6 separate regions of the Homo sapiens genome follow, and all the other regions are linked to region 1. The links are chromatin loops, found by intact Hi-C in ENCODE. Cell type or tissue: heart left ventricle. All regions are shown on one strand. Region 1 overlaps ARHGAP24 (Rho GTPase activating protein 24). Region 2 overlaps ARHGAP24 (Rho GTPase activating protein 24). Region 3 overlaps ARHGAP24 (Rho GTPase activating protein 24). Region 4 overlaps ARHGAP24 (Rho GTPase activating protein 24). Region 5 overlaps ARHGAP24 (Rho GTPase activating protein 24). Region 6 has its middle 180 kb from the start of WDFY3.

Evidence for each region. Hi-C counts contacts between places; a loop is a spot of excess contacts. Peaks named below come from ENCODE experiments on the same cell type or tissue, not always from the same donor. Only the 100,000 strongest peaks of a DNase experiment are listed, where the experiment ranks them.
Region 2: a loop joins it to region 1, with 4 times the contacts of the local background. A loop is called at or near these places in 38 of 110 quality-filtered maps.
Region 3: it touches region 1 in a loop (11-fold over the local background); 60 of 110 quality-filtered maps call a loop at or near these places.
Region 4: it touches region 1 in a loop (2.2-fold over the local background); 2 of 110 quality-filtered maps call a loop at or near these places.
Region 5: a loop joins it to region 1, with 3 times the contacts of the local background. A loop is called at or near these places in 20 of 110 quality-filtered maps.
Region 6: it touches region 1 in a loop (18-fold over the local background); 46 of 110 quality-filtered maps call a loop at or near these places.

The regions. Positions count from the first base shown.
Region 1 is chr4:85,967,542-85,971,541 of GRCh38, forward strand. All of the region lies in intron 5 of ARHGAP24 (Rho GTPase activating protein 24), which reads left to right. Among named protein-coding and RNA genes, the nearest start is that of MAPK10-AS1, 150 kb to the right of the region's middle. In heart left ventricle, a CTCF peak has its summit at 1,642 (motif pointing left); no DNase peak of the experiment used is centred here.
Region 2 is chr4:85,758,988-85,762,987 of GRCh38, forward strand. The region is part of intron 3 of ARHGAP24 (Rho GTPase activating protein 24); the gene reads left to right. Among named protein-coding and RNA genes, the nearest start is that of MIR4451, 39 kb to the left of the region's middle. In heart left ventricle, no CTCF peak of the experiment used is centred here; a DNase peak (open chromatin) is centred at 1,740; H3K27ac peaks cover 628 bases.
Region 3 is chr4:85,795,137-85,799,136 of GRCh38, forward strand. The region is part of intron 3 of ARHGAP24 (Rho GTPase activating protein 24); the gene reads left to right. Among named protein-coding and RNA genes, the nearest start is that of MIR4451, 75 kb to the left of the region's middle. In heart left ventricle, a CTCF peak has its summit at 1,957 (motif pointing left); a DNase peak (open chromatin) is centred at 1,885; H3K4me3 peaks cover 889 bases; H3K27ac peaks cover 435 bases.
Region 4 is chr4:85,907,929-85,911,928 of GRCh38, forward strand. All of the region lies in intron 3 of ARHGAP24 (Rho GTPase activating protein 24), which reads left to right. Among named protein-coding and RNA genes, the nearest start is that of MIR4451, 190 kb to the left of the region's middle. In heart left ventricle, no CTCF peak of the experiment used is centred here; a DNase peak (open chromatin) is centred at 2,083.
Region 5 is chr4:85,824,378-85,828,377 of GRCh38, forward strand. All of the region lies in intron 3 of ARHGAP24 (Rho GTPase activating protein 24), which reads left to right. Among named protein-coding and RNA genes, the nearest start is that of MIR4451, 100 kb to the left of the region's middle. RefSeq lists an enhancer at 1,610-2,152. In heart left ventricle, CTCF peaks have their summits at 2,030 and 2,229; no DNase peak of the experiment used is centred here; H3K4me3 peaks cover 850 bases; H3K27ac peaks cover 1,738 bases.
Region 6 is chr4:85,145,456-85,149,455 of GRCh38, forward strand. No RefSeq gene overlaps it. Among named protein-coding and RNA genes, the nearest start is that of WDFY3, 180 kb to the left of the region's middle. In heart left ventricle, a CTCF peak has its summit at 2,210 (motif pointing right); a DNase peak (open chromatin) is centred at 2,276; H3K4me3 peaks cover 847 bases; H3K27ac peaks cover 296 bases.

The DNA.
Region 1 (4,000 bases):
GTACAATATAAGAACCAAACTTATATGTTGCTCAGTTAAGGGACATATGCTACAAAGCTCCTCCTGGTCTGATAGCTCTTTCACTCAGATCTTTGGGCCTATCTTGTGCTGCCTTTTTCCTACCACTGGATATAATGTGCTTGATTATGTATCTTACCTTCTGAAAAGACTCTACTACCAGCTGAGTGAAAGGGACTTGAGTCTGTATAATGACTTTACGTTAGCAAATAGTTTTGAACTTCTACCTGTTAAAAGACAGAATTACAACAAATCTAGTTTAGTAGATCTTCATTGGCTTTTTTTGTGATTCTAGAATCTAACAGCAGTTTGGGCCAAAATGGTTCAGAATGTTCCACCCTACCACATGTGCAGGTTATATTTACAGGCAGAGAAAAAGAAGTTACCTACAGAAAACAGAAGCGAGGTACAGAGACAGCCCCATTACATGGCATGCATCTCATACATGGTTTGAACAGCTGCCTGTGATTGGCTGAAACTCAGCTATTTGTTCCTAGTTAGGTTTTCACTTTGTTTTTGGTACTGAGTTAGGTTGCAGTTAGGAGCTTGTAGGGAGGACTCCTTGGGCCAGTTTCAATTTTATTTAACATACCAAAGAGCATGACTCTACAGCATCTCGTATCTCAGTGATTAGCCAAAAAGAATTTTTGTCTGTGCAGTTTCCTGTTAAAGTACCCTAAATGGGGTTAATAGCATAACCTACTCATTGGCCTTCAGTGAGGCCTTGATGTTTGCAGATGTGTTGTTGTTATTAGGTGAAGGATTTTTATTCTCCATTGTACATAGACTTTTGCCACAGTGCAGTCACTTCACTTCACTTTGGTGAAGACTGAAATGTATTTCTCTGAGACAAAGATGGCACTTTCTTTTAGGCACATTGGGCAATTAACACATATTATTGATATCTAATTAATTGGTTAAACATATTGAAGTAAATATTAATTTGGCAAAGTAGTGGATTTTCAATAGGAGATAGAAGGCTAGAGAGTATGATTGACAGGGTTGCTATTTTATAGACTGAACATACAAAGATATTTTTCAGAGAAACGCCAGACTTCCCCATTGCAATAGGTAGCCTGCTGACAATTAGGACATGTGACTGAGAACCTCTTGAGGTGAATCAGAACTGGAAAAATATATTAGATTCTATCCAGAAATGATTATTTTCTTCGGTGAGAAAGGACAAAGCAAAAATGAAAACTCTAGAAAAATGCAGAACTCTCTATCTCTACTGAGTAGCCTAAGTTTAATAAAGCCCCAAAAAGAGAGTCATAAATTTTTAAATCTTAGCCTTTAAGCAAAAAGTTAATAACCTTTGTTAATCAAAAAATATATATATAATTGTTCATTTTTTCTTCATCATTTCTATATAATTAGCTGTGTGCATATATACTATAATGCTAGAAAGCTCTTATAATGTATCACTTCTGGGAAGGAATAAAATAATCATCCCACTCCACCTTTCTTACCTTGATTCATGGCTCAAATATTTCTATTCTTGGAACATTACTGCAGCTTTGGTGCTAAGAAAATTGCTGGTAGAGGAAGAATGATTCTGCGGCCCTTCATCCTTCACAATTTTTACACCATCCCATTGTCTAACTTTGCAATCTCGCCATCTAGTGTTCAAAGTTTCTCAATACCATAGTTTATAAAATGCTTCACTTCATTAAAAGCAAAACAGTAAAGTGCTAAGCAAGTTACCTTAAAAACAGTGTGTTTGGGAATAGTCAATGTAATAAATAGATCATCAATGAAACTTTACAGCAGATTTCTTGTTAAATGTGTTTCTTGTTTATCATTATTGTCTCATTTATTTATTGTATTTATTCATAAATATTTGATAGCTTCTGTTTATATAGTCATGCAAATTATACATAACATACTCTGTATATTGAAATATATACTTATTTATTTTATATTTTATTTTTATATTCTTTTCTTTCTGTACTACCTATGGCTAATTGTCATTGACTCTGAAGGCAAACAAATCTGAGTCATGATGGTAGATTGGGTTAGAGTGGAATCAAAAGGAAATACTTTACTGGAATATTTGACTGCTATGCATATCCTTCCCCAAGCTGTGGTTTTTTTACTACTAATGACTGTCCCTTCATGGGGCAGATATAGCAAGAAAAACACAGAAGGCTTTGATGCACATGAAATACGGTGGTTTGTCAGAAAACAAACAAAAATACTAGTGTCTTCCTTGTCTTACCATTGAGACTATTTTAGGTCTGTCTTTTCAAACAATTTTTTGGAATTTAGTTTTAGGAATTAATGAGGATTGCAGTTTTGAAGATGACCTGGGAACACGATTTTTATTTTCTTTACAAGGTTTTAAGATGACCTCTTCTATAGTGTTTATCAGTTCAGAATTTTAGAAAGAAAAACATATATTTATTTAATTATCAAGAAAATAAAATTAGCTAGTTAAAACAAGCCCTTTCAGATAACTTCCATCATTTTAACATCTATAAAACAGTTGACACTATGCCTGCTCTGAGAGACCCCAATGTCAAAATGGAAAACCTCAGTCCTTACCCTGAAGGAGGTGAAGTCCTATGGTCCATGAGGTTGCTGCCTACAGCTCAGACCTTACCCACTTCCACTCTGGGCTCTGACCTTCTTAGCCTTTGTCAATTCTGCAAGGACAGGAGGCTTCCTCCCACTTGAGGCTGTTTTTCTCCCTTGCTTTGATCAGAAATGCCTTCTGTCCTTACACACCCTTCGGATCTTGGCTCCAACATCATTTTCTCAGAGAAGACCTCCAAACCCTGTCTTGTTATTAGATAGTATGCAATAATTTTCCTTATTTCCACTCACCTTATTTTGTAATCACATACTTGTCTTATTATCAGCTTAGTATCTGCAGCCTTGACTAGGGTACAAGTAGTGAGCAGGCTAGAATAATGCCTCTTTTATTTAAACCCCTGAGGTCCTAGCCCAGGGGTTTCTATAATACCCATTAGGAGTAGATGTGCAGTAAATATTTGATGGAATCAGCCCATGGGCCCAAAATTGAGAGCTGAGAAGCCCATTGTCTCAGCTCATATAATTTCATACAGTTGGCTCTGCTTCCATGCCACCGCTGGGATAAGAGAATATTCACTGAGGCAGGAAACCCCAGTGCCTGCCTCCCAACTTCTCAGAGCACACCTCTCTGGGGACATGTCATTTCCTGCAGCACAGCTTGGGAGTGAGGTAAAGAATTCCCTGAGTTGTTCACTACTACTCTTCCCGGTTCCAGGAATCAACTCTCCTTTCAGACTTTTGCTTATTCTCCCCTGAAATACAAAAACAAAACAACTTCCCACACACAAATTAAAACTCTATTCTTGCTGTCTTTACTATCATCCATCTTCATGGATTAACAGGAAATATAAGATACAGAAGACAAAATATAAATTAATATTTTAGTAAGTTATCTTGCCACTCACACTCAGAAGAGGATACAAATAAATTATTCAAGTTATGTAAAGGACGTTAAGTTTTCATTGTTTATTTTTATAGCATTTCTCTTCTTTTCTAGAACATTCTAAGGATTCCCAGCCATCTTAGAATATTAGACAAGCAATTATGCTTAGAATCAATTATTTTCAAAATGAGCTCTGTTAAAAATTTATAGCATGTCACGCTAAGCTTCGAGTATCTATAGGCAAACACCAACACCTTCTCAAAAATGAGTCCAACATTTTGAGAGATGAGCGAGAATTTAGTAATTCATTTTGATATTGAATACACACATATACCCATCTATAGATTTGGTATTTTTTTGTAAATTTTATTACAGTATATTTTATTTAAGATCTAATATATTCTCATTGTTTTCTTAAGTTAACACCTTTGCTTACCATCAAATACACATAAAGAAAAATGCTTGAATGTTCAAATCACACTGAGGGTTCTTTAATTTTTTTTATTTTTATGGGTACATAGTCGGTGTATATATTTATGGGTTACGTGAGATATTGTGGTACAG
Region 2 (4,000 bases), 210 kb before region 1:
CACAGGACAGCATGAACTGTATAACTCAGCTTACAATTAACAGAAAAAAAATTGCACTTTAATTCCCAAATTTGATTATCAGATGTTCAATGAAGACAAATACAAAATAACATTGTAGAATCTTGCTTTTATCCCTAATACTGCTGGAAAAATATTAATCTCAATTTTAGTTTTTCCCTATGTATCATCTGGGGACCCCTTGCATTCAAATCACAAACAGTGAAATCATACAATAATAACTTTAGGAGAAAGAATTTAATAATGACTGTAGAAGAAAGGTATAACCAAATGTTAGAGGAACATAAAGAAGGGAGAAATTACTTTTTGCCAGAAGAACCAGGAAAGACTTAATGGAGAAAATGGCACCTGAACCAGCCCTCAAAATATAGATAGGATTTTTACCAGCAAAGTTGTGAAAATATGCTAGCAAAAAGGAAGAGAATAATTAGTCAATACCACCTTGATTAGAGAAGGAGGACTGATGGCTGTAATATTGGCAAAGAAATTGAACTCAGATTATAAAAGACTTTATGCAGAGTCTAGGGGGGTGGGTTGAAACTTACTCAGCAATCACTTTGGCAGGTATCCACACCGAGTCACATGATCAGAATTGCACTTGAGGATAGTTTCTCTGTCTATAGGACTGAGGCTGAGACTGGAGGCAAGGACGTGTTAGAAAGTAGGCGAAATTGTCCAGGTCTGGGGAAATTAGGCTGTGTAAAAGGACAGTGGCAGTGGGAATGGAAAGAAGGGTGGTACATGAAACAGACATTAAAGGGGGAACAAGTTGATTGTTAGCTTGAAACTCTCAGCAGGCTTTATCAATTCTTGGAATGAAGGAAAATTTCTCCCTTCAAAAAACCTTGTATGTTGCAACCACTTAGGATGTGAACAAAGACAATTCATCTCCATTTTCAAGGCTCAGTAGTCAACTCAGAGATGGAGACAAGAGGACTTAAAGATGGGAAGAAAACGTGTCTCATTAACTCACAGTTCCAAAATGTTACAGATAGCTGTGGGGTTTTGGTTTCATTTGGTAAAAATCAAATGAACTTTTTTTCCTTATTTCTTCTGAAGAAAAAAAATCAGATTTACTAAATGACATGTTAAAATGTTTAATTCCATTTATTCTTTAATTTAAACAACACAAAGTTATTTCAATGAGACATCTGATTTTAATCCCAAGTAATAAAAAACAAAACCTAAACATTGGCCTAACTGAAACGAAGTCTAGTTTAACTGGTTCAGGATTACATTATTTTAATATTCTATAATATTGCTAAAATATTATTCAGTGTTCACTATGTGCTGATTAACCTGAGATCTATAGTAATATTACATATCAAGGTTTTGAAAATGTTTTATGACTGACCGAGTCATGAGTTTTGGTTTTTTGCTCCTTATTTGTAAATGTTTCAACCATATGAAATGCCATTCTTTTTTACTGCAATGGAATTTTACATGCCACGTTTAAGAAACAGAATTTTCTACATGAGTCTTTCTTTAACTGTAGCATTAAGTTTCCCATATGGCAACAGAAATGACATTTTATTTCTGCTATTTGAGTAATCTGCTTCCAAACAGGAAAAGTGGGGAATAGGACCAAAAAGTCTGTGACACTTACCTTTGGAGCAGTACTTGAGCCAATTAAATCATTGCCATATGATGTTGTTTGGACCATAATTGCTATCATAACAAGATGCAAGAAGAACAGAAGGCCCGAAGCCAAAAAACAGAAGGCCCGGAGCCAAAAGGCCCGGAGCTTGGAAGAGTTCAAGTCCTATCACTTTAGCCATTCTTACATATTGCATTCAGGAGACAGTTGACTTGCCCCACGTAGTTAACAAATTGAACAGCCCAACTGTGTCTCATGTATGTTTTCTGCTTTCCAATCTTGACAGATGCACATGTGTTATGTTCCAATGGCTCTCTGAAAAATATTTCTTAACTACCTGACACTGCTGGTTTTCAGTCACATATCAGCCCTACTACAGCCTATCAATAATTTAAAACATAAATATGGAAAACAGTAATGAGACCTCTGCAGCCATTGTACTGTCGACAGGAAAAATGAAGACATGGTAATGAGGAAAACATTAGTCTGATTATTGCAGGAGGGAGACGTTCTCAATCTTTTGTGGTGGTGCATCAGCCACAATTACCTCCCCAGTAGTGCTTCAGATCACAAACACCTTGGAGATAGCTGGAGTTCTTCCTAATTTGATTCTCTCTTGTTATTTCATGTTTTATCACAGTTAAAGAAATACGTGCCCAAAATCTCATCAGTGCAGCCAAGATATTTCTAGAGATAGTTCTCCAGGCCTTGCGATGGCTTCTCTTTAGTTTCACTGTGGACTCAGTAGCTGAGAATGCTCTCCTCTCCCAATCTCATCTCTCACCATTCACTGGCATCCACCTAAAAGAGTCCATTGGAATGCATGGGAATCTTTACTGGCCTTTGGTTTATGTGAGTGAATTCTCCTATTGATTCCTCCAAGCTGGAAGTAGCGATCAAGAGAAGGGGAAAGATAAAACTGAGTGAAAGTGGTTAAAGGGAAACCAATAAGAAATACATTTGGAAATCTGACTAGATTGGTGAAGACTTTTTTATTTTAAGGAAGAGAAAATCATGTGATTCCAATGTGTGGGTCAAATGAAGAATGAATGCAGTATGAGAACAGGGTGGAGACTCAGATTACTCAAAAAGATGCCTAAAATATATGTTATACGTTTTCCGTGAGATGTAATGAAGGTGAATTTCAGAAGCAGTGGCTATCTCAAGGTGCAGCAGCTGAGGTGATGTCTTTTTACCTCAGGTTACTACAAACGCTTTAACCTTCTGGATGCTGGCTGTTCTTTTCCTGGGAAAAGCACAGCTTTCACTGAACCAACAAATGGTTTTAAGGTGCTTGCAGAGAGAAGGAAGACTGAGTCCATAGTAACCGCTGTATTATGATCAACAGTCCTATTTTGTTTCTTCCCCAAAGTTCCTGTTTATGTCTCGCAGCCTTTATATTGACTTTTTAAGAACTCAGCCAGTTGGCCAGTGGCCATGGTAAAATTGCACCACCAGTAAGTATAAATACATCCCATCAGTGGACACATCTTCAGTATTCTACTTAAACTCAGTTCTCCATTTGAAGTGTCATGTGGTTATGGGTGAATAGAGAACATTATTTAAGAAAGAATGATTTGTTTAAAATAGTGCCCAAATACTAAGCTACATTACGGAGCAACCATCAGTATCATTAAGAAATTTCATTCACTTTTATTTTTAAAAACCTGTAGCATGCTACATCATTTGCACATTAATATTTGACTCTGTAAGCATTTGGCTCATGTACAGAAAATCATATGATACTTTTTCTTTGAGAACGAGAAGGAAAGGAAAGACAGCGATTGAAGCAAGATCCAGGAGAGGGAAAACACATGCCCTGCTGCCAGCCTTCCCATTTTCTCCACCTACTCTGTACCAAACCTAATTAACATAAGCTAACAAATATTATTATTAACAAAACTGCGTTGTTTTAAAGGTGACTGTGCTTAGCAATTTGTGTATTTTAGCTGAATCATTCTTTAAAACAAATGTGTGAGAAAGATAGCTCTATCTTGAAAAATAGGAAATTGAGGGGAAACAAAGTGTTTAAAAACTTTGCCCAAGGTCACATAGCCCATGAGTGAATGAGCTGGGATTCTTCCAGGTCCGTCTGACTCCAAACCCCAAGTCCTGGCCAGAAGCTCCTCCAATGGCTGACCCAACAGGAAATAATTTCCTATTACACTTATGTAAAGAATTCTCTCCTGTGCCTAAAATAAAGAGATTTACTCTATACAGTTGGTTTAACTAGCGTAACTGTGAAGATCAACAAGCTTAGAAATGCTATTTTCTTTCTTTTAACAAAAGAAAAACAAGATGACAGGGTATAAAACAAAGAATCTATTATTTCGTTTCCAAATACACATTTTAAATTTAGTGACACAATAGCTTAAGTCTTCTTTT
Region 3 (4,000 bases), 170 kb before region 1:
GTATTGCCTACTTCAACACTTTCAAAACTGGCATCAGTCTCAGAACTGATGTGTGCATGGATATAGAAATTTATACAAAGTTCATACATAGGAATTAATGTTATTCCTGAGGCAAGAAAATACAGTAATAATCTAATGGCCTTTTCTTCATCATTCTCTCTGTGTTGGCTCTATTTTCTATTCCCTTCCTTTTTCTCCCTCTGGAATGCAATATGGTGTATTGGTTGTAGATTCCAGCATAATAGAGTTGACACCCTGCTTGTTTGGGTTTTTGTCAATGGTTCTTTAAGTTTTAAAATATTATTGATCTGACTTTAGTGGCAAATTCTACCTAGAATATTTTTCTTGTCATTTTAATTATTTGGAAATTTGTAGATAAGTGACAATTATTAAATACTCATATCCAAATTATGGGGGTCCTTCTTGTATTTTGGCAATCAGAATCTGGAACAAGACTCTTTATTTGTATGTTATTTTCTCACTTGGATAGTATCTTTGAGAGACCTTACAGATTTTGTTATTTTGTAATTTTAACATGACCACACAATTTATGTCTCTTCCTCAAATAGGGGAGATATTTTCAGTTAATGTAATATGGTAAAAAAAAAATTAAGCTAAGAGCAAACACAAAATAATAAAAACACAAAGCCAAAACTAAAAGTAACTTGTAGTATTTCTTTGCTTAAGGATACACAGCTTATTGTACTTGTATCTTATTAATATATTAAATCTTCCCTCACTCATTCACACATGCTCAACTTGACTCATTCACACATGTTAATATTGGATAGTCTCTGGATCAATATAGGTGCATTAACTGCTTAATGTTTGATTGCATTGATTCACCATCACAGAGTTCCCAGAATTCCCTGGAAGAAGGGCTGTTCCCTGGATGTGGGAAGGTATGCTGCATGAAACATGTCCCTCATAATATTAGGTTGGTGCAAAAGTTATCACAGTTTTTGCCATTAAAAGTAATAGTAAAAACCGTGATTACTTTTGCACCAACCTATACATTCTTGTATCAGAGTTGTGAAATTTACCCACAGTTTAGTTTTATACCTACTACACACACACACACACTCACACACACATATATACAATTTAGAGAAAATTCCAAGTTATCATTATAATATTATTCCTAAGTAGCTGAGAAAAAAGTTTGCTAGAATTTGAATTTTTGTTAACAGTGTTTGAATATCAAGTCTATCTTTAAAAAATATGGGGCTTTCTAAAATAATTTTCTCTACATTAGCCTTCCTATTAATTTAATGCATCTCAGTTGTATCAGAACTTTTCTAGTTCTAGTTACAAAAACTCAACTCAAGCCAACATCAGCAAAAAAATGGAATTTATTAGAACATAAAATTGAGAAGTCCAAGGGAAGATCAGCCTTCAGGCATGGCGTATCAATCTGGGTCCAATCAGGAGAGAGAAACCGCATAGTAATTTGAACAGGGACAGTTTAATATAAAGAATGATTAACTATTACAGGGAATTAGAGTATGCAGGGATTGGCTAATAAGTAAAAAGTACTCTAAAGAATATAAGAATAGCAGATCTAAGGAGCAGCCACTACTTCTGTCGGGGGGAATTGAGCACCCAAGGAAAAGCTCATACCCGAGGCTGAGATCCAGAGCTCTCTGGAGACGCTATGGCCTTGACTCACTAGACCTCACGGTGGTGCTGTGCCCATAGAATTTTCTGCCAAGTCCTCCTTCATTTCATGCTTGAAATTAGCCCTCCAGAGTGCCAGAAAAATTCATGTGGAGGTATCTCACTAGAGGACTCTGCTACGAAACTGCTTTGTGAGGAGGGACTGCAGAAGCTGGGCACTGAGGAAGGTGTGTACACTGGAGGGGCTGGGTGCTGGAGAAGCTGCCTGTGCTGCAGGAGCCTGCGGAGCCAGCATACAGGCTCTAGGAAGCAAAATCCCATTTTCTTCTGCAGTGTCTCTCTATCGCCCTCTACTGATGATAGAGTTTAGCATGGTAGCAGCTGGGAAAGGAAAAAAAATTTTTTTTGTTTTTTTTTTTGTTTTTGTTTTTGTTTTTTGAGATGAGTCTTGCTCTGTTGCCCAGGCTGGAGTGCAGTGGCGCAATCTCGGCTCACTGCAAGCTCCGCCTCCCGGGTTCACGCCATTCTCCTGCCTCAGCCTCCCCAGCAGCTGGGACTACAGGCGCCCGCCACCACGCCCAGCTAATTTTTTTGTATTTTTAGTAGAGACAGGATTTCACCGTGTTAGCCAGGATGGTCTCAATCTCCTGACCTTGTGATCCACCCGCCTCGGCCTCCCAAAGTGCTGGGATTACAGGCGTGAGCCACTGCGCCCGGCCGGCAAAGGAAACATTTTTAAAGGGACATATCCATTTTCACAGAGCAGGCAAAAGGATTAATTTATAGCTAAGGTGGACTGATCTAAATATTCAAATGATGTTAGCAGGATTTGCTTTTTCTCCATTTCTCAGCATTGCTTTCTTCTGGGTAGTTTCATTCTAGGCTGGCTGCCTCCATATTATGGTATGAAGAATTCAGCAGAACAAAATTTCTCTTCTTGTCAATTGTCACAAAAATCCCAGAAGTTAGTATGTTGACTCTAATTAGCCTGAATTGTGCCACATGGCATCCCCAAAGCCAGAAGATGTGTTATTATTTTTGACCTCATTAGATATTATGCTTTCCCAACCCTGCCCTCCTCAGAATGCCATTATCAGACTAAAGTAATTATTTCGGAGGGGAAAGGAGGGGGGCAAAACAACCTTGAATAAATAGAGACACAATATCTGAAGAGCAAAACTACAGAATTTACTGCATGCCTTAAATGCCTTATATCCTGTTGGGCTTTATTTTTAAAATCATTTTACAAGGTTCTAGATCATAAAAGGAAATTAAAGTCATCCAGCTTAGTCAAATCCCTTGAGTTTACTACTAAAAAAGGAAATTCAATGTTTGTGGTTTCAAACCTAGAATTTCTGTTAAAACTGAATCAAAAAGTTGCAAGATATAACTTCTTTTTTAATGATGAGGGGCCCCATCTACTTAACTAAACATATTCCCCGAGCAATAGTGGTATGCCTGTGTCATCTGATATAACTCAACAATTTGGATGGAACCCAAGGCATTATGCTCAGTGAAAAGCATATCTCAAATGGCAACCTACAGAATGATTACATTTCATATAAAATTCTTAGAAATGGCAGAATTATAGTGATGGAGAACTAATCTGTGAGTGCCAAGAGTTGGGACTGGGGAGAGAGTGTGACTATAAAGGAGCAAGAAGGAGCTTTTTGGAGTGATCAGACAGTTGTGTGTCCTGATTACCATAGTGGTTTCACAAATCAATATGTATGACAAAATTCCACAGGACTGTACACCTCCCCACAATGCAAAAAACATGAGTGCATGTAAAAACTTGCAAAACTCCAATAAGGTCTGAGTTTAGTTAATAGTATTGTGCAAGTGTGAATTATGTAATACTGGTTTTGCTCATTTTACTATAGTTTCCAAAGATGTTATCTGTAGGGGAAGCTACCGAAGTTACAGAATAAATTTTTGTACTATTTTTGCAACTTCTAAATGAGGGTAAAATTATTTCAAAATAAAGTTGGCAAAAATGATAGTTAAAAATTGTAGCAAATTGAGGGAGATTTTCTGGTAAGAATCGGGAAACAAAGTTCTTTTTAATTTTTTGATTTTTTCATAGCAAACAAAAAAGTATTAATAATTAGCTTGGATATAGAAGAAATAAAATGGGTGCTTACACTATTCTAAAAATGAAAGATATTTTAATAATATTAGGCTTTAAAAGCAAAGAAAACAATTACAAAAATGCATGCAAATAAAGAGGACAGAAAATTAGAAAATTAGTATGAACCACCCTATGGTACTGAAGTCAGAGATATTAACATGGAATAATTTTTTAAAATATATGCTGAGAATTGTATGTGTGCACATGAATTAGCATAACATGCATATATTTCCTAGCTGTATACACTGAGAG
Region 4 (4,000 bases), 60 kb before region 1:
TAAGGCTCGGAAAAAAGGGCAAAAGACAATTCTTTTGGCAACCGTCTCGGAGCTTGGATGTAAGCTGGAGGAAGTTCAGAGCAGGTGGAAACCAACTCAACTTGAAAAAGCTACACTGCAGAAGAGACACTTGAGCTAGGTCTTCAAGCACACTAATCCTCACATGTCCTTATATTCCTCTCCCCATCTACACCACCATCTCAACTTTGGGACTATTTGTCAAAACACTTTTCAAGTTCCCCTGCTTTCAGAACATCCTCCCTGATAACATAAGTCAATATTTATTTTCTATTTTCTTAACAGATGATACTCCTTACTCTTTATAGCATAAATGATTGCACCTGACTCTGCTCAGTTCATGTCTTCTTTGCCATCTTCCTCATTTCATGGTTTGTCTCCTTATTAAGATCACAAGGTCCTGGTGGATAGAAAATATATATTATTTCTGTACTCATCACAGTGACTTGGCAGTCTTGAAAGTAAAAAAATTTAAGAAGGTGTAGCATTAAACTAGTTGTAAGTTATTATGTTTTTCCTTTGCACTAAAGTTGCTAGATATTTAGGCTTCTAGGAATGAGGAGAATGTTGTAATTTGAAAGGTACACATATCATTTATGCAAATTAAACTGTATCAGAGTCCCAACTGAAAAAGATGACACACTCAACAAAGGGGGCTTCTCTCCAAAGGGATTACTTACTAAAGTGTAATAATAATGATTCTAATAATAGTGAAGGAGATTTTCCAGTCTAAGAGACAATGGTAGAACTCTGAATAAGAGTTCCCTGTAGAAAAGTCTTCTAAAGAGTAGTGAGTTTTGGTCAAAATACAGAGCCAGGCATAGATAATCCCAGAGCAAGGGAGTCAGGGAAGTACATACAGATAGTATCGAGAACTGTTTACCTAACAAAAAGCTTTCTCAGATAATTAAAAAGAAAAAAAAAAAGAAAGCCTTAATGGAAACAAATTAGTTTTAATGCTCAGGATGTTGTAAACCATCAAGGGTCATCCCTACCTGAGTTTCAATATGCTTTAGGTCTAGCTTGTAGACATATTAAAGAACAATAAGTAATGAATGGAGCCAAATAATTCCAATTCACTAATCATTTAGCCAAGAAATATCTTGGGTTTTACTTAATTCAGCTTAACTGACTATACTTCCAGGTCTGATTTTGAAGTTAAAGGTTTAAGTCTTGCTTCCTTGAGGTATTCTGAGTGGGCTTAGGTTTTTTCAATATCTAAAATACTGAGTTTGCTAACTTTGAGGTGTTTGCAGAGTCTACCATAGAGAAACACAGTGATCTTGATTTAAACTTGCTTTCAACTACAAAACCTTCAGTAAATAACTGGATTTATATGGGTTTTCTTTTGTTTTGTTTTTTTTAATTTGTGGTGTGTGTATGTATGTGTGTAAACATGTTCCTCCCCATCAGATAAGATTAAGAAAGACTGCACATATCTGTTCCCTCTTTGGTGGCTTTCTTACATTATATTTAACAAAATATTCTATCACGTCTTATTGGGTAATGAGAATCTTATTCAAGGAATGTTGCCTTTAGTTTAGCAATATGCCTGTTGAATTGTCAATCTGTATTTGGACTTTAGCCAAATTTAGGTTGGTAATTACATATGAATCAGACAAGATGCCCCCAAACAGCGACTGGTTTACCGACTTCTAATACTGCTGCATAAACCCATGGGTGTTCATTAAGTGTTAATTAATGATGGAATGCTAGGTTGAATTGACTTGTGGATTCTGGCTGATTACTCTTTAATTTAAAATTATGAAATGCACAGCATCAATCTATCAGCAGGAAAGATCAAATTTTAATTTAATGAGGGTGTCTAGAAAATTGTAGAGCTATAGGAATTCAAAGAATTAGTTATTTGTACTAGATATGAAAGATCATGTTACAGGATCCTTGGGGTGTCCCTTTTCTGGCCTGAAACCTCTGGCCAGTGGCACCTTTGCCTGAGTGTTGCTCAGGCCCGCTGGGCTTTTTCCTCCTACTTGGCCTGGCAGGCTACATTCGGCTGACACTACTGGCCTGGATCCCACGCCTGCCAAGGGAGAGTCAGGCATGGAGTGTGTGAGTGAGCATGGGGTCCGGCCACTGCATAGTCAGACACACTGGCTGCTGCAACGGGACCTGCAGCTCCAGGTGCCGGCACAGGCACTGGCTCTCAGCCAGGCTGCGGCTAGACCAGGTGCACTGCAAGCAGCTTCACTGGCTGGCACCGGGGAACGCAGTGGTGCCCAGAAGCTTGAAAACGTCAGGTACCACAGGACCCCAAAGAGGGAGTCACAGCCCTGGCCTGGGGAACTCCCAAGTCTGAGCTCCCTGAGGGACCACGGTTCTTTTCTCCTCTTTGCCTGCAACGTGGAGAGCTAAGGGGCATGTTTCAGCCCTGTGTTGTAGCTCTTTTAGCTCTGCCATTCAGCAGGCTCCAAGTTCTTGTCCTGCGACCAAGAACTCAGACAAGTGGAGGGCAAGCAAAATGAAGAGGAGCTTTGTTGAGCAATAGAACAGTTCACAATAGACCCACAGCGGGTAGCTCCTTTCCACAGTCAGGGTGTCCCAACGAGTGTTCAGCTCCTAGCAGAGAGGAGAACCTGGAGTGGGAAGCTCCTCTCTGTAGACAGGTCGTCCCGTCATGTCTGCAGTTCTCAGCAGACAGGAGGCCCTGGAGTGTGTTGCTCCTCTCTGCAGCTGTTCGCCCTACAACTCCTGCTATTAGCAGAGAGAGTAGCTCCTCTCTGCAGGCAGGTCAACCCATCATCTGCTCAGCTCTGGCTGAGCCCAAGGGTTTCATGGGCCTCAGAGGGTTGGAAGTGCACACAACTGGTCCGTGGGCTGCCATGGGCAGCCCAGAAAAGGCTTCACAAGTTCCCACTCCTGTCCCTCGGTGAGACTGGCTACCTGGCCCCCAGCCTTCAGGTCATCCCCGGCCTGAAGGTGGGGCCTCACCCGAGACCCACCCCCTCCCATCCAGGAATCTGTCTGCCTCCCACTGGCTTTCATGGTGCCCTGCTCCACCCTGACTTTGCTCTGAGATCGGAGTGGACACTGGCAGGAGGGAGAAGCTAGGCAGCAGGGGCAGGCATTTCCGAGCCTGTGAGGGCAGGAGGGCCTTCCTGGGTCCTCAAGAGTACAGGAATGCCTGAGTCTGCAGCTGCAGTTTGGATGGCTGCAGCTGCACCTGCACCCAGGAGGGCGGGGCTCCTGCCTGCTCCACAGAGCAAGAGGCCTGGGTCTGCAGCCTGGTTTGGGTGGCTGCAGTGAAATCTGGGGAGCTCCCGCCCTAACTCGAATGGGGTGGGGCTCCCACTTGTACCGGGCTCCACTTGTCCCTGGCTCCTGCCGGCTTGTGCAGCTCTGGCAGTGCCTCCCTGCTACAACCTGCATGATGGCAGTGGCAGGCTGTCTGGAGCGGCCACTGCCATCAATAATACATAACCAAAAAAAAGAAAAAAAAAATTAAAACAATGAAAAAGTCCTGGCAACATTTTCTAGACACTCTAGCTTGCCTTTGTTTCTGTTTAATTTTAAAGAGTTTTAATTTAAATCAATTTTCTCAATTTCATGTAAAAAATGGGTGACTTTTAAAAGTTTTATCGTATTTGCTGATAAGTGGATGCTTATGAGAACATTGAAGACATTGTGCCTTATTTTGCTAAGGACAGTCACCATTTTTTAAGGTTTGGGAAGTCATTGAAGACTATTTTGAGAGGTGGAAAGGAGTTCCTGAAATGGTTTAAGATTTTTCAGCTTTGTGATGATTCCCTAAATTATTCTCATTTGTTGTAATTTTTAAACATAAGACTACAACAATATGCTTTTAGCCACCTGCAAATGATTATTGGGAGTCACAGTTTTAAGGAGGAAATTCAGATTTTTATCCACTTACTTAATATTATCTAAAATTAGCATACAAGCATTTGTATTAAGAAGCAGATACAGGTTAACATTCTTTATAAGAACTTCTATGTCTACAGTCAGT
Region 5 (4,000 bases), 140 kb before region 1:
CTAGAAACAACCCCATCCGACTCATCCATGAACCCAGTACTACCCTAAGTGGAAATACTACAAGGATTTCAGGCCAGACCTTCATGAGTATCTGTGTGAAATGAAACATTGCCTCTAGGAAACATCAGGAAGGTATCATTACTGGGCAAGGTAGCATGAACCAAATAGAAAACCAAAACATCTTATTTATTCTCCTCACTGATTGCAAATGTCGACCAATTCTTCTGGATGCTTTCTTCTTCATACTTTTAAACTTCAGTGCAAGTGTCTTTTCCATATATGATTCTAAAATCCGGATCTTAAAATCCAAGAGGAAAAAAAAACAACATAGAGGTTCAGAGACAAAGGGAGGAAGCAATGTGCTCTTATTTTCTGCCATGGTAATTACACTAGGGCAATACTAGCAGTAGTGTTTGAGAAACTAAATACCCGGCCAGGTTGGTAGCTCATGCCTGTAATCCTAGCACTTTGGGAAGCCAAGATGGTTGGATCACCTCAGGTCAGGAGTTCAAGACCAGCCTTGCCAACATGGAGAAACCCTGTCTCTACTAAAAATATAAAAATTAGCCAGGTGTGATGGCATGTGCCTGTAATCCCAGCTACTAGGGAGGCTGAGGCAAGAGAATCACTTGAACCTGGGAGGCGGAGGTTGCAGTGAGCCAAGATCATGCCACTGCACTCCAGCCTGGGCAACAGAGCAAGACTTCATCTCAAAAAAACGAAACGAAACAAAACAAAAAAAAAGAAAAGAAAAGAAAAGAAATACCTTAGTGGGGCAGTATAATAATTTGAAGAAAGTGCCTAAAACTCTGTTTCCACTTTTATTGTTTTTCAATTGAGATATCTGAATAATTGAAAACTGACTTCAGATAAGATTTAAAACATTTACAGCTGGGAATGACACTTACTTAAAGGGTAGAACACAGACACATACATGTAGCCCTGCAGTTCAGACTCTGCCTCTAGCTTTCCAATAAAATTGGTTGAAAGAACCTGCCAATTTATTAACATCCTCAAACCCAGGAGAAAATTATGGCTACTGTACTATATTCCACACTACAGTTGAAAAAAAGTGTTCTGCTACATCGAAGGTCAAGAGATTGCCTTGCTTCCTTAAGAGCATTGTTAAAGGTCTGATAATTTAAGAAAATTAAGATAAAATAATGCATTATGTGTATGTTACAAAAACCAGAGTAATAGTCTACTATACAGAAAGACTTCTGAACTTGCTTCTTCAATTGAAAAACAAGCAGGACCCAATTTAAAAAATAAGTATTGGCACTAGTAATAAAAACTGATTTTTCCTTTCTGCATCCTGCAATGAATTCATTGTTAAAAAAAATCAAAACTCATTTTTCTAAAAATCTCTGGACTCTTTGTAAAAGTTAACTTTCCTAGTCAATATCCTCAAGAAGTTTTCCGGGTGACTTGTATTCTTGTCTTCCCTATTCTCACTATATAAAAACCACACTTTATTTCCTTTCTTTTTCTGAGAAAGCTGTAAGGTAACTAATTTACTCAGACTATGGAACTCTAGACCATGCAGATCTTGATTGTAATTCTAACTTCACCATTGACCTTTAACAGTGTACAGGTTAATTATGCTTATCTGTAAAATAAGAATAACAGGTATCTCCTAGGATTATTATGAGAGCTAACTGAGATAATATACATAAAGTTCCCAGCTCCCAGCCCTGTGTGTCTCATAAGACGGGTGGCCACATTTTCAGTTCCTTTCCTGTTCTCCACCTGTCTCCCTCCCTCTGTTCCCCGCCCCTCTCCACAACTCGACCTCTAAAAAATGCTTAAGTAATTGTAGAGAAATTAGCATGAATGCCCAGATGCATTTGTTACTGAATAACTCAGCAGTGAACTTGGCATTCCATAGCTAACCTTTCCCCTTCATTAATCCCCTTCTCCATCCCCCTCAAACACAGGAGTACAACAGGATGCCAGGCGAACTATGTAACCAACCATGCACGTGAGCATTTTCTCCCAGAATTTTGACTAGTCTTGTTCTGCCTCAAACACTAGACGGGGCTCATGCTGCTCACAATTAACTGACTCTGGCCATGTGGTGGCTGCCCTCAAGATCTGCCACAAAGAGAACAGCAGTTCAATAAAATCTCGAACTCTATTTATAGCCCACTTGAAACAAGCAGTTTCCTTGAAGCCCAAGAAGCCCTCCTTGAGAATGCAGCAAGTAATTTACTAGTCCCAGTACTCACTGGGGAAATAAGAGGGAGGAAATGCAGCAAGTGCATTTTTTCAAGTACTGCACATATAGAAAGCATTTTGTCCTACACTCTGTCCCATTTCACCCTGATGTCACCAGCCAAGGAAGTAGACAAAACAGGCACTAGTAAGAAATCTCTGTTTTATAGATTACAAAACTGACACCTAGGAGGTTAAATTGCTAATGAACAGTGGTGGTTGGAGAAGGAGGTTAAAAAAATTGTCTAAAGGGTGAGAATAATTTCTTGCTCATGCAATCAATCTAAAATTCAGTTAAGTCATTATTTACCTATTAAAAAATATATACAACTAAGAAGAAATGTTTTGTAAGGCACTTGCAAGATTAAAAATTGTTCCTTCTCCACTTCTAAGAAGATCAAAATATGAGAAATAAAAACTTAGACTCTACAGGGAAATATTTATTAACACGTTTGTATCTATTTATAATATATACATTCAGAGTGATTATATTTTTGGCAAGAAATGCCTTCTTGAAGACCCCCAAAATTAAAGTGTGCATGCATAATCGAGACTGATTTTGAAAGATGATAGGAATTTTTATGAGAAATTTAAATTGATTCTGTCAGCTCTGAAATAAATACATCTTTACTATATTTTAATATGGAAGTTTGCATAATTCCAGTATGTATGCAAAATGCAAGACTTTATTATATGAGTTTATGGGCCAGAAATCATTTTGCTCTTAGAATTAATTTGATTTTGGCAAATACTTCAATTTTCTAAGATCCTTCTTTAAGCCCTGTTACCTGGAAACCTGAAAAAAATAAACAACTTTTGGGCTTGAGAGGGATGTCTGGGCAATTAGAATAGCTACACTGAAGTCTGCCCGTGTGTGTGTGTGTGTGTGTGTGTGTGTGTGTGTGTGTGTGTGTGTGTGTGTGTGTTTAGAGAGAGAGAGAGATTATTGCTTAAACAGTGCCCCTGGGTTGGTTGCTTGGCTTGGTGCCATTTGGGATTCTCAGATTTTATTGTCCCAGCTCTGATTTACGGAGTTCAGAATCTCGAAAGGCAAGGTGTCTGGAGTTTAGGGTCTTTCCATGACAGCCCCTCCTCTTCCCTGTACACTCCTTTTGCTTGTGGTCACCTTGTGGTGACCTTGCAGGACTCAGCGTTTTTACCTGAGCTCAGTAGCTGGGGAGCCCACTAGTGCTGGGGAGCGAGCCGTGGTTTCCATTCCTGGGTGATGGAGTCATGGGAGAAACTGCAGTGAGCAAACACAGTAGGACCTGAGTTGGGCTCGAATGTGCTTTAAGCGACTCAGGACAGAGCAGCTGCTCTGTCTCCCAGCTTGCAAGTGCAGCCTGCATTTGTCACTGACCACTGAAGTGTATGTTTGTGCAAGGTGAGAGCTGGGTGCTTTGTTCTTAATTTGGAGACAAATTGCCAGGTATTGTTGTTGATTGTGTTTAATAATTTGGGGATATTTATATCACCACAAATTCAGGACCTAGACTGTGTGCGGTTTTATTTATACCCTTGTTTTCTGTCATGATCCATTCAGCTCTCCACGGTGTCTACATTGTGGCAACAGATTGGACATAGTGCTGTTCTTCCACGCTGAAATGTGATCGTTATAGTGCAGTGTTTCTTGGATTCTTTCGTTAATCGCTGCTGCCACATGATGTATCTGTTCATATACAGAATTCCAGTGCTAATTTGAAGGAATATAAAAACTGCTTCCGATAAAAATCTAAATTGCTATATTTGTTTAGTGCTTGCTGTGGTGTATTCTTTGCTTTACCCA
Region 6 (4,000 bases), 820 kb before region 1:
ATTATTCTCCTTCCTCTGCCATGTGATAAAAATAAGGGCTGCTGCTTCAGTTTGGGTACCAGGATGAAGAAGACTTTCAGTGTGAATTAATGTGAATTGAGGCTGACAGGCATTAATGAGAAATAATAAATAAAAATAGACAGCTCAGATTTGGGGGTCATTTGTTATAGCAATGTATTAGTTGACTAATACAAAGGAACATGCTAGTTTCATAAGCAGTGGGGCTGTGTATGATGGCTCACACCTGTAATCCCAGCACTTTGGCAGGCCAAAGCAGGAGGATTGCTTGAGGCCAGTTCAAGATCAGCCTGGGCAATATAGTGAGATCCCATCACTAAAAAATTTTTAAACAATTAGCCAGGCAACATGTCTGTAGTCCCAGCTACTTGAGGGGCTGAGGTGGCAAGATTGCTAGAAAAAAGAGGCAACAGGATGGACTGTTGGCATAAGAAAGAGAAAAGAGCATGTATTTTGGAGTAAGGTAGATCTGGGTTTGATCAAGCTTTGAATTCCACTAGTTGTGAATACTTGGGCTAGTTATTAAACTATTTATACCTCACTTTTTTAATCTGTGAAATGAGGGATAAGCCTACAATAAACTTATTAAGTTTGCTGTGAAGATTAAATGAGATCATCGCATTAATGTAATTCTTATTGTTGTAACCAATAGTCAAATGCAAAACTATATAATAACTCAAAATTTATGGAAGTTTACTTCTTACCTAAACTACAAAACAGATGCTCTTAATTGTCAGGTACATTTATTCCAAACAGTGACTCAGAGACGAAGCTGCCTCTTTCCATCTTGTGGCTCTGCTGTCTGCAGTATGTGGCTTCCAAGGTTGCCTGTGGGATATATCCATTCCAGTCATCCAGAAGGGCAAAAGAACATGAAAGATCCTGAAAGGGAGGTTTGTCATGGGCGATGCATGGAAGTGGTACACATTGCTTTTGCTCACAGTACTGGATTCTGATTAGAATCCCGTTACATGGTCATACTTGAGTCAATGTTGGCTGTAAATGTAGTCTGGCTATGTGCTTAATAAGAAGAGGAAATGGTTGGTGAACAGTTAGCAGTCTCTGCCATAGTGATATATGTAAAGGGCATAGACTACTAACTAGCACCTGGCAGATACTTAATAAATATTCTTTTCTGTTTGTGTCTCTAAGTTCCTTCAAACCTTATGTAAATATCAAAAGTGTTTATTTGCTGGGATCAGACAAATGACATTTAAAATGGAATATATACATTTTGAAGCCATAAAAAATATATACTTTTTAGCTCAGGGGTCTTCCTTGGTATTCACACAGCACTTGCTTTGTGCAAAGGTCTTGGATCACTGGCAATCAAAACTAGAGTTCCTAGAGGCATTCAATGAATGTCTGTTGAATGCCTACCTGAACAAATATACCTCTCTCGATTTTAATAAAATACCATGACTGAGCCAGGGGGAACTAAACTGGCTTCCTAGAGACTATTGCCTTGCTGTCTAAGAATCGGTATTTAACTTTTACTTACTATGGGAAATGGTTGTATTTATAACCCAAACTTAAATTAAAATTTTAACTAAGTGTTAGCTAAAATTTTCCAGTTAATTTCATTGTTATTGAATTATTTCTTTGGATTTATACTTTGAGGCTGGATACATGTAAAAACTATTGATAATTTCTGCTTGTTGAAATCAGGCTTGTGAGAGTTCTTGCAAATTTATAAAGATATGTTTGAATCTTAGTTTTTCTTATTCTCTTAGGCAACTCATACTACACATATGGGCCTCGACTATTTAATCAATAAAACCAGATGAGGATAAAGACTAGGTTATATACTCATAGTGAATTTTAAATGGGGTAAAGAATGTAAAACAATGAATACATTTTCTGGCATGTAGTAAATACTCAGTAAATGGTAATTTTCTATTAATATTAATAGCAATAATGATAGTAATAGCACCATAATACTAATAATGGAAAAATAATAAACTATTATCAGGGAAGGGCATATTTTTCTCAGAGGCACACTGTAGATGTGCAATAGGATGATTAACCATCTTTGCCTCCCTAGAACAACACAGAACAAGGTTGGAATATGCTTCCCGTTATGCCAAGGGCAAGGTTTTGTTCTCACCTGAGTGTTTTGACACTGCATAATTTGATAGTAAACAAATTATGTCACGTTTGGCGTGTACTCCTTCATATTTTTGAAAAGCCACTAGAGGGTGCTACTTTGCTAGAAAAATACAAGTACTTCCTTACAGTAACATTTTCAGTCTGCAGCCGCGACGTCTGATGTTAGGGACTAGAACTGAGATCTCTGCTGTGAGTATCCGGATACAATTTATTCATTTTCTTTCGCTTATGTAGGAAGTAAATAGGAATAGCTTAGGTAAGCTACAAAAGTTGATTCAAATAAAATCCTAGTCTTTTATTTCAGTAAAGGTTCATACCCATTCTATTAGGAAAAAATTGTCAATATTTCTTACTAAACAAAATTGTGAGGGTAAATGACTTTCTTATGAGATATAAGCTGGCTTTAATACGTGTGCTGTGTTTTTGCTAGACTTCTGTTGTTTTAAGTTTGGTATAAGGATATTATTCTGTCTTTGGTAGTTTTTAATTATAAGGGTTAGTGAAAATGAAGATCATTTTGTATGATTTTGCTCTCTGAAAAATAATGTTTCAGTGAATCAAAGGTCACAAATATATTCAGGTGGCTGAGGTGCAGGTAAACTAAGCCTGTGACCTTCCTTTTTGTTACTCTGAGTGTAAAGTAAATGTTATGTTGGTGAGAGGTTGTGTTAAGCGTCAACCTCAATTATGAATAACGGCCTTTAGTCTATAGCTCATACTCAATGGCAAGTGCATCTTTGTGGAGGCAATTATCTAAGGATGAAACATAGTCAGCATGGGTCGAGTCAAAATATTTCTGCAAATTAACCATTGTCTTTTCAGCTGACCATGAGGTAATGAGATGAAAGAAGATTGTCAGTAGTTGAGTGAGAGGAATAAATATATGGGAGACATAAAGAATCCTAGTTGTGTAATAGATGTGAATTATACAAAACCTGGATGTTCTCATTTTTGATCCCTGATAGAAGAGTTAGCTTCCTGAGAGATTTTTGTCCTACTACGTATTACTTCAAAAATATAAGAGTTGGGGAAAAGGGTTTCTGATTTGTCTTCCCTTAGTGAAAGGAACACTAAAAAGTTTCAGACAAAATTATCTGAAAGAGTCTAGCTCCTCAAGTCTTTTGAGTTTCCTCTACCCTAGGTAACTAATCAAGTCTGGGTTGTACTTGATGATTAAACAAGAATTTGGTCACTGGGGTGGTGCATGGGGTGTGTGTGTGTGGTGTGTGTATTTCACACACTCACATATGTCTAATTACAACTTTAAGAAGTCATGTCAGAGAGTATCTTTTTATTCTCTGTCTTACCCTACTTTAATTTTCGGTGTTAATTCAGCGTTTATAGCTTGTTTGTATGATTATCTTTAGGAGCAGTTTTGTAAGTTAGGTAGTTATTGGTGGTGGGAGAAGGGGAGGAGTCAGTATATTCCGATTTTTTTCACTGTTGTTATGTTTTTCAACTCCATACTTTAAATCTTGTACAGATAATTTGAGACTGGCAACATTTAAGTGGCTCTAAAACACACAAAAAATTTCCATCTATCTTTTTTCATTAATGTAGATCATGTCTTTCTGTTTATTTAACTCCACTTTGGGATATAAATGAAATCAAACGGGGTTATATCCTTGTCCATGCTGGGGAGTACTTTCCTAGCACAGGACAGTTGGCTAAATAGTCCATACAGTAGATTAGAAGGGGAACTGTCAAACCTGGACTGAATTTTTACTGAGAAAATACCTCTATTTTAATTTGCCAGCTGTATAAAACATAGATTACAGAAAATAATATTGAATTGGAAGGTGGGGGGCAGTTAGCATTCTGGTTCTGATCTGTTCCTAAGTTGTTGGCTAATGACTTTATCTTGGGTAAACCA